Linked DNA regions of Homo sapiens: region 2 is linked to region 1. A link is an interaction called in ENCODE POLR2A ChIA-PET data of the cell type or tissue named here. Cell type or tissue: endothelial cell of umbilical vein. All regions are shown on one strand.

The links. Peaks named below come from ENCODE experiments on the same cell type or tissue, not always from the same donor. Only the 100,000 strongest peaks of a DNase experiment are listed, where the experiment ranks them.
Region 2: POLR2A ChIA-PET joins it to region 1 with 7 read pairs; 4 of 35 experiments call an interaction of 5 or more read pairs at or near these places.

The regions. Positions count from the first base shown.
Region 1 is chr5:17,236,962-17,241,961 of GRCh38, forward strand. All of the region lies in intron 1 of BASP1 (brain abundant membrane attached signal protein 1), which reads left to right. It also overlaps the pseudogene RNU6-1003P. Among named protein-coding and RNA genes, the nearest start is that of BASP1, 22 kb to the left of the region's middle. In endothelial cell of umbilical vein, no CTCF peak of the experiment used is centred here; a DNase peak (open chromatin) is centred at 1,880; H3K27ac peaks cover 2,455 bases.
Region 2 is chr5:17,466,773-17,471,772 of GRCh38, forward strand. All of the region lies in intron 1 of LINC02218 (long intergenic non-protein coding RNA 2218), which reads left to right. Among named protein-coding and RNA genes, the nearest start is that of H3Y2, 23 kb to the right of the region's middle. In endothelial cell of umbilical vein, no CTCF peak of the experiment used is centred here; no DNase peak of the experiment used is centred here.

The DNA of each region.
Region 1 (5,000 bases):
ATTTTTCTGTATACTTTGAAAGCTAATGAAATCTACCAGCCCACCGGGTAGTAAACAACCAAGAATTCTTGATGGAGGTATTGTAAAGAAAGGTGATAAGGTGGCTGGGCATGGTGGCTCACGCCTGTAATTGCAGCACTTTGGGAGGTCGAGGTGGGCGGATCACGAGGTTAGGAGATCCAGACCATCCTGGCTAACACGTGAAAACCTGTCTCTACTAAAAATACAAAAAATTAGCTGGGCGTGGTGGTGGGCGCCTGTAGTCCCAGCTACTTGGGAGGCTGAGGCAGGAGAATGGCGTGAACCCGGGAGGCGGAGCTTGCAGTGAGCCGAGATCGCACCACTGCACTCCAGCCTGGGCGACACAGCGAGACTCCGTCTCAAAACAAAACAAAACAAAAAAAAGAAAGAAAGGTGATAAGGCTATCTAATGAAGGACCCAAAGAACTCTCACTGAGCTCACCCAGAATGCTTTTCTGGATTAAAGCACAGACTGAGAACCTGTTCTTAACATTAGTGACTTCGGTATGGCTCATTTTGAAGAAAGAAAATTGCCTAAATCTATAGTTGAGCTTGCACACATTACAGGTCTCTGGAAATAAGATGCTTAAACAGGTTCTATAATCTGGTTCTTGCTAGGTGAGTGTCCCCTGACATTGCTTTTTTTTTTTTTTTTCCGTGATGGAGTCTCGCTCTGCCACTCAGGCTGTAGTGCAGTGGCTCACTGTAACCTCCACCTCTTGGGTTCAAGTGAATCTCCTGCCTCCACCTCCCGAGTAGCTGGGACTACAGGCATGCACCACCATGCCTGGCTAATTTTTGAATTTTTAGTAGAGACAGTGTTTCACCATGTTGGCCAGGCTTGTCTTGAATTCCTCACCTCAAGTGATCCACCCACGTCGGCCTCCCAAAGTGCTGGGATTACAGGCATGAGCCACTGTGTCCGGCCCCCTGACATTGCTTTCTAAAGTAAGATTACCTGTAGTTCTCAGTGTTCGCCAAGCATGTATGAAACACAACGTATGTTAAGAGGCTGTTTAATTACATAAATGCTTATTTGGGGGATTCTTGTTCTCAGTGGCCTTCTCTCTTTTGGATGGATATACACAGTTTGATTGGCACTCCTATTGACACTTTATTTGGTTTGTGACTTGTTTGTCTCGGTGCCTTTCTATTAATATATTTTTTCTATTTAAACTACCCTCTTTTTTTCAGTACAGCACTGGACATTTTCTTTGAAATCTTCCAGATTCATTTGGTTGTCTTCCTCATCTCAGCTGTCTTATGCAGGAAAAGTGGTCACTGTTCAGTCAATTCATTCTACGTAGCTGGCTATCTGAGTTTTTTTTTTATCGAAACCAAAATAAAACTTAAAAGAAACAGAAGAAGCTGAGTCTCCCTCCCCTCCCTTTCAACTAACACCTACTGATGTTTATCTTGGAAATAATTTGACGTCTATTTGATGAAACCTGTAGTTAAGTGTTAATGGAGACTAACGTCAAGCTTCAGAACAGTGAGGAGAAACCTTTAGTATTGTGTGTCTAGCATTTGATGCAAGTGCTCTGTGGAAACCATGGAAGCTGGGATAAAAATGCTCGCCTGATCCCCAGATAGTCTCATCTGAATGTACTGAGGCATCACCGCATTCATTCCAAATCTGAACCTGACCTACTTTTCCCCTTCATCTCCTGCCATCTCTTCCCTAGTTTGTCATCTTCTTTTCCAGCACCACGAATGGTTCATGCTTTCTGATAAATATCTGATGTATGGCATCAATTATATGACTATTTAAACATGACTCATAGTGAACTGTATTTAAATATTGATATGACTCCATGCGTTTTCAAAGAATGTGTGGAATGTTCTTTTTGAGTGTCAGTTATTAATCATCTGTTTTCCGTTCAACTTTGGTTATCTTCAGTAAATTTTAATATCTTTCCCTTCAAGAGGACTTCCCAGCTGTCTGATCAACGGGTAGGAAAGGACAGTTGGTTCAGTGCTTGCTCATGTTAGCCCTGTAAGAAGTCAGCTCAGTTTAGTTCATCCAATAGCTGGGGAATAAAACCACACAATTCCCTTCCTTACTTGATATCAATCAACACTTGACTAAATCTTACATCCTGTCTTCAGCTGTTTTTTTTTTCTTTTTTGAGATGGAGTCTCGCTCTGTCACCCAGGCTGGAGTGCAGTGGCATGATCTCAGCTCACTGCAACCTCTGCCTCCCGGGTTCAAGTGATTCTCCTGCCTCAGCCTCCTGAGTAGCTGGGACTACAGGTGCCCGCCACCATATCTGGCTAATTTTTTGTATTTTCAGTAGAGACGGGGTTTCACCATGTTAGCCAGGATGGTCTCGATCTCCTGACCTTGTGATCCGCCCGCCTCAGCCTCCCAAAGTGCGGGGATTACAGGTGTGAGCCACTGCACCCGGCCCAGCTCTTTCGTAAAGAAAGCCTTGGCAAATGTGGAAATTCTCCCTATTCACTACGGTAAATAATTCTTGAGGTTACTAAACTCAGTATCTAAATAAAACAGATCAGTGTGTTAGTACATGGAACAGAAGGCCATATTTTTGGTTATAACCGTTGACCCCACACTCACCCTGGGGTCTTGGTGTCAATGTCAGGATGTGTTTAAATACCCTAGGCTGTCAATCTTGTAATACAACTTTGGTTATCTTTGTTCTAGAGCCTTGCAAAGTAAAGCTGATCCTAGTTAGGACCCAGTTAGGAATTTGGATATATGTGTTGTATTTGCATGTGATACTGCCCTTCATTTGAAAACACAGGCTTAAATTAGTGAAGTAGAACTCTTTTAGTCCAGATTACCCCCAAAATCTGTGAATTTGTACTAATTCAAAATCCTCTTTGCTGGTAACCGTTGTAATGAGGTCTTTGGAAATTTTATCCTGGTAGCATGGAGGTGTTGCTTCTTTTCATTTGTCTAGTTTTGTAGTCAGAACTGTTTATAGAGATGTAATTTTAAAGTGACCCTATGCTATGGTTTGAATATATGTGTTCCACCAAAATTCCTACGTTGGAACCTAATGCCCAGTGTGATGGTATTAAGTAAGAGCTGGGGCCTTTTGGGAAATGTCGAGGTCATGATTATTCCACCTTCACTAATGGGATTAGTGCTCTTATAGAACATGTTGGGAAAAAAATAAAAATAAAGATAAATAAATAAATAAATAAATAAATAAATAAATAACAGGTTGGAGCCCAGGAGTTTGAAGCTGGGGTGAGCCGTGATCATGCCACTGCACTCCATCCTGGGCAACAGAGTGAGGCTCTGGCCGGGCATGGTGGCTCACGCCTGTAATCCCAGCACTTTGGTAGGCCGATGTAGGCAGATCACCTGAGGTCAGAAGTTTGAAACCAGCCTGGCCAACATGGTGAAATCCTGTCTCTACTGAAAAATACAAAAATTAGCTGGGCGTGGTGGCGGGCACCTGTGATTGCAGCTCCTCAGGAGGCTGAGGCAGGAGAATCACTTGAATCTGGGAGGCAGAGGTTGAAGTGAGCTGAGATTGCGCCATTGCACTTCAGCCTGGGTGACAGAGTGAGACTCCTCTCAATAAAATAAAGTAAAATAAAATAATAAAATAAAAAACAGAGTGAGGTTCTGACTCTTTAAAAAAAGAGAAATAATGTGCCCACTTCATCAGCACATATACTAAAATTGGAACCATATAGAGATGAACATGGCTGCTATGCAAGAATGACAGTGCAAATTTGTGAAGCATTCCATATATTTTGGAAAATAAAAAAGTTGAAGGGAGTGCCCTAGTCCCCTTTTGTCTTTGATCTTGGACTTCCCAACCTACAGAACTGTGAGAAGTAAGTATTGATTCTTTATAAATTACCCAATCTAAGGTATTTTGTTAGGGTACCTACTAAACAAAAAGATAAAACTCTTGTGATTTTGATCTTAAGTTGGAAACATAAAACCATCGTTACAGAGAAGGCAAAACTAGGCAAAGATTTATTTTTGCAATGGCATTTAAAAATATTTAATAGTTTCTTTTAATTATAACATTACAAAATAACACCTTGTAGTCTGGTGAGCACAGGCTTGCCTAGTGCTTAGCATGTGCCAGGCAGGCCACATTCTAAGCTTTACACAGATTGACATTTTCCTTTTTTTTTTTTTTTTCTTGAGGCCGAGTTTTGCTCTGTTGCCCAGGCTGGAGTGCAGTGATGTGATCTCGCCTCACTGCAACTCCCACCTCTCAGATTCAAGCGATTCTTGTGCCTCAGCCTCCTGAGTAGCTGGGATTATAGACATGTACCACCAGTCCCGGCTAATTTTTGTGTTTTTAGTAGAGATGGGGTTTCGCCATGTTGGCCAGGATGGTCTTGAACTCCAGGCCTCAAGTGATCTGCCTGCCTCAGCTTCCCAAAGTGTTGTGATTACAGGAGTGAACCACTGCGCCTGGCCCAAAGATTGACATTTTAAAATACAGCAGCTAGGTGGGGTGGATTCTATTATTATCCCATTGTACAAATGAAGAAACTGTGGCACAGAGAAATTAATAATAGGTTACGTAGCCAGTGTAACCCAGAACATCTTAGTTCATGTTGCATGTCTCTCATTTGCTGGAAGCATATCAGTCAACAAGAAAATTATTGTTTTGCTTCCAGTTTGAGTAATGTTCCTGTGACTTCTTTAAGTGCTGTATATTTGCTGCATTTGCTGGGAGTGAACGAGGCCCTGAAGCTTTCGTAGATCTGTGCAGGAACTGGAGTGAGCCAGTGTGTGCCACCATGGGTGTCCCTCGATGTTCTCTCCTGTCCCTTCAACTGTGCTCTGCAGGAGTCAGACCTGTGGGGACAGTTCACAGGAACAAAACAGAAGCTCCAACCAAGAGCTGCAGGATTTAAGGACAAGGCTGCAAAACAAGTACGTGGAGCTGGCACGCAAACTCAGGGCTTTCTGAAACACAAACTTCAGCATTTAATTAAATGGGGGAAGGAAGGAACTCTCAACCGAGATACTGAAC
Region 2 (5,000 bases), 230 kb after region 1:
TGGCCGCACTGGTCTCGAACTCCTGACCTCGTGATACACCCGCCTCGGCCTCCCAAAGTGCTGGGATTACAAGCGTGAGCCACCGCGCCCGGCCTTGAGACGTAGTCTTGCTCTGTTGCCCAGCTGGAGTGCAGTGGCACGATCTCCGCTCACTGCAAGCTCCGCCTCCTGGGTTCACGCCATTCTCTTGCCTCAGCTTCCGGAGTAGCTGGCATTACAGGTGCCCGCCACCACGCCTGGCTAATTTTTTGTATTTTTAGTAGAGACGGGGTTTCACCGTGTTAGCCAGGATTGTCTTGATCTCCTGACCTCGCGATCTGCCCGCCTCAGCCTCCCAAAGTGCTGGAATTACAGGCTTGAGCCACCGCCACCGCCCCCAATGTTGTATATATTTTATATAAAGCTTGTAATTATGCCAGTGATTATCAGACTTGGCTGCAGATTGAAATTTCTTGGGGAGTTTTAAAACTACTGATGGTTTGATACCAACTCTACAGACTTTTAAAAAAAAATAACCAGTTGTAACTATGATTTGGCTATTGAGATTTTAAAAGTTCCTCAGATGTTTCAAATGTGCAGCTGAGACTGAGAACCATGGTGCTATGCCGTGGTTCCCATGATACCAACTAAATCCTGTAACCAGGTCTGTTGATGCTAATTTAATTTTTTTCTTTCTAAATAATTACAGAATAAAAAGATGTTTTATATAGTTACTATTCTGATATCATGATTAACAATGAAAGTAAGACTTTTTGAATATCTCAAATTAGTTTTTTTAAAAAGCCAATCCATTGGTAAGGATTCTGGTTGCCGTTATCTATATATGAGTGATAATGCTTATGAATGTAATGAGTGTTTCTATTTATCGTGTAATAAGAGCTTTATACTTGTTCACTTGTTTTGTGAATAAGAATAGGAAATAAAATTTACAAGAGCTATTGTATTACTTTTTTATCTTTTTTACTTAATATGAAGAAAATAAATAGCTAATAATGAGAATAAAAGCCAGCCTAGCATGCGAGTCACTTGCCGATGCCTAATGACCGGTTGCTGATAGCGGCTGCTTCACGTTGATAGTGCAGTAAGGTGATGTGGGTGATTGTGGGTGATGAAAAGTTTCTACAGAGAGTCTGGGGGCCTCAGTTTCGGTTTGAGATATTAGCCTGGTTTTCTAGTGTGACCTGAAACTGCCTCAACTTCTCTATACCTTCTCTATACCGAGGTATAGAGACAGTTCCAAGACAGCAGTTGGAATTGAGGCCCTTCTGGCTCCAACGTTTTGTAATTATCAAATTATTTCCTCCTTGAAATACTCTTTCTCTGAAGACAGTAGAACAGTCAAAAGTAAAAGTATACTATTTGAATATGTTTTTAACTGCACCTATTTCGGTGAATAAATCCTGTAATAAACTGATGATTTGGAAGTAGAGTGGATGCTGCTAAAAGCTCAGTTCATCTGAGAAAATTCCAGATAGGGGAAGCTTGATGTAGGCAGAGAAAATGAAGAACTGTGGTAAAATTTAATGAATAGCTGATGAAGCCCATCTGACCCTCTGTGTCAGGAGGTAACCAAATGTGTCTTTGTTGAGAAGTCCTGTGACACAGAGCTGTGCTTCCACCTGGCAGGAGATGCTGGTATTGGTGGCTGCCTGCATTCAAGCCCCTCTTTCCAGAATGGTAACATTGTGATTTGCTTTAGTCAGGGTTCCTATTCTTGCTGGGGGAGGTATGGCTCTGATAGAAAGGTAATAAACCCACCAGGAAGGGCTGATTTGCGTTGGCTGGCTGCAGCATTGAATTGGGAACAATAGATGGGATAATAATGCAGTGGTTGGAGGCGGTTTGGCTTTGACCTGGGTATCATTCATAGGTTGAACACAAAGCTGTTTTTACTCGTAGTTAAACATTTGGCAATTGCTGATCAGTAACAATGTACTAGATGTCCTACTGCAGTAGCATGGTTCAGTGGGCATAACATTGACTGAACTAGAATGTAAAAATATTTGTACTTAAATGTGTCTGTTTTGCTATTGATTGCTCTTGTGAATTTGGAACCATCCTTTGCCGTCTTGGCGTGTGTGTGTGTGTGTGTGTGTGTGTGTGTCTGTATTCATTTGCTTTGAGATGTGAAATCAGGGGAGAGGGTATCTTCAGTAAGATGAGTTTGAAATACTTAAAGGAATGAACCAAAATGAAGGTCAAAATAAAAAAATTAAGAAAAAAATATCAAAGATGTGAAAAAGCTGAATGACAGTATATTTTTATGTAAAAGATTTTCTAGACAGAATATTTGAAATATTGAGGCCCCAAAGCTCCAATGGTTAAGCCCCCAAACACCAATGGTTAAGAACATAAATGCAATGAAAAGACAAAGGATTGTTGACTCATAGATTTACTAGGTACTTTACATATTACTTTACTTTTTACAGTCTTTGGGTAGTGTTAATTATGTGAGTATATTACCCTGTTCTCTTGTTTGTAAATCAAGGTTGCCAGTTCACAGGTGGAATTTGAGGCCATATTCCATTCTTTGAAGAAGCTCTCCAACATATCAGAATTCTACACATTTTACTCTCTTTTTGTTACTCTTACTTGGCATAAATACATGCATTCTGGAAAGAATCTTTAGTGTGCGTGTGTGTTTGTGTGTGTGTGTTGATTATACTTAAGCAGCATTTTTATATACCTTCATTTTAACAAGAAGAACACATATATGTGATAAAGGTAGCATAGGTGATGTTGGGAGGAACATGAGTAGACAGTATGAATTCCAGGATTCTTCAGATCAGAAGTATTTAAGGGTGTGATATAGGTGTAACCCTGTTTATGTTCTACAGAATAGGGGAATTTGTTTTCAGCTTGGACTAAATGAGCAGTTCCTCGCTTGATTACCTGCCACAGGAGTTCAAGGGTTCAAACTTTTAGAATGGTGGTTTATAGCACCTGGAAGGGGGGAGGCATGGGGAATGGAGGGGATGCAGCCTCAAAGGCAGGTAGTCAGAACAAAGCACTCTACCAAGAATAAGGAAAGTGCAGGATTGTGTGAATAGAACTCTTTTCCCCAGTCCACTCCCGGGAAAATACAGCATATGAGCTGAAGCAATTCTTTCATTGGGAGACAGTCAATGCTTTGAATAAACCTTGGGAAAGTGCATAATCAGTAACAAATTTTCTATCAAAAAAACCCCTGCAACACAGTGAAGGGGCAATCTAAATATTGAGGCCAGGTTGTATGAGACAGGAATTACATAAGACACATAAAAGAGAGGATAAGAAAGCACTGAAAGAAGCTGTATCCAGAATAAAAGCTCTGATAATTTACTGTACTTGGGGCCCAGTTCTAAGCTGTAATTCTTACTCTGGCACATGTGTTACAATATTTCACCTACTGGGAGTGCAGCTGCTTTCCCTAATCCAGAGGCAGTACAAGAGACAGAATAAGAGTTCAAGCTGTGCACAGTCCCTAATGCTCACTCCTCCACCTATTACCCATGATGCTGGGCAAATTTCCTATATTCCCTGGACCTCAGTTTATTCAATAGTAAAATGCAAACATTAAAGTACTTCCCTTGTGCATTTTTATAAGTACTAAATGAGATGATTCATGCCAGGAATTAGGAGAGTGCTCAATCAGTGTTAGCTATTAGTAAGATGGTGATTTCCTCTGAGAGAATGAGAGGCAAAAGGATTTCGATTATTGAAAATGTAACTGGGCCCTGGTGAGCCAGGTGATGGCTCATCATGAAGATGTATCACTATATGAACAGACAAAAGGATGCAGGCAACTAACAGTACTTGGATTGGAATGAGAAAATTGACAATTTTGAGAGTTTCAAGAAGTATTGAGATTATTCCAACTTCTAAATTTCAGGCTCCGTTGGAATTTACCACTTTTCTTATAGATATAAATACAGGTTGATATATAGATATAGGGATATCTATTTTGGTTTTGGTTCCTGGAGTGTAAGCTCTCTAAGGCAAGGTCTTTGTCTGACTCTTCGTTCTATCCTCGCCTGTGCTTGGTGAAATACAGTGCCAAGATAGAAATACATTTTCGGTTGTGATAACATTTTGTAAACGGCTCTTGTTTTCTGGAGTTGCTTATTGTGGAATGCTAGACTTTGATGACAGAATTTACACAGTGATCTACATTGCTCTCTGTAACTGTGATTACACATTTTTTTTAAAACCCCATGGCATTTTGAGATGACTAAAAGTTTGATTAAGTATGACTGAATTACACCATGTAATATAAAGTACATTCATTTTACCAGGAAGTTAATGGAAGCTTAAATTGCTATAAAACCTTAAAACATGATTGCATATGATAATAAACTCATTTGCCTTCTAATTAAAGATCAGTGAAAAGCCCTCATTTGGATATGATATAGAAAAATTTCTATTCAGATTTATCCTAGAATCCACTTCTTGTGTTCTACAAGTTCTTTAGAACGTATTTCTCTACTACTTATTTCTCTCATTGTTTCTGTTTTTCAGCCATGATAAAATCCAGTGGCTTAAGACTAGAAAACCCAGAAACAAATCCATACATCTGTAGTGAACTCATTTTTGACACATGTGGCAAGAACACACACTGGGGAAAGGACTTGTTTCTTCAATAAGTGGTGCTGGGAAAATTGGGTATCTGTATGCTGAAAAACAAAACTAGACCCGTATGTCTCGCCATATACAAAAATCAAATCAAAATGTATTAAAGACTTAAATCTAAGGCCTCAAACTATGAAACTACTAAAATAAAACATTGGGGAAACTCTTCAGGACATTGGTCTGAGCAAAGATTTCTTGAGTAATACCCCACAAGCACAGGCAACCAAAGTGAAAATGGACAAATGAGGTCATATCAAGTTAAAAACCTTCTGCAAAGCAAAGGAAACAAACAACAAAGTTAAGAGACAACCCACAGAATGGAAGAAAATAATTGCAAACTATCCATCTGACCAGGGATTAATAATTAGAATACCCAAGGAGCTCAAACAATT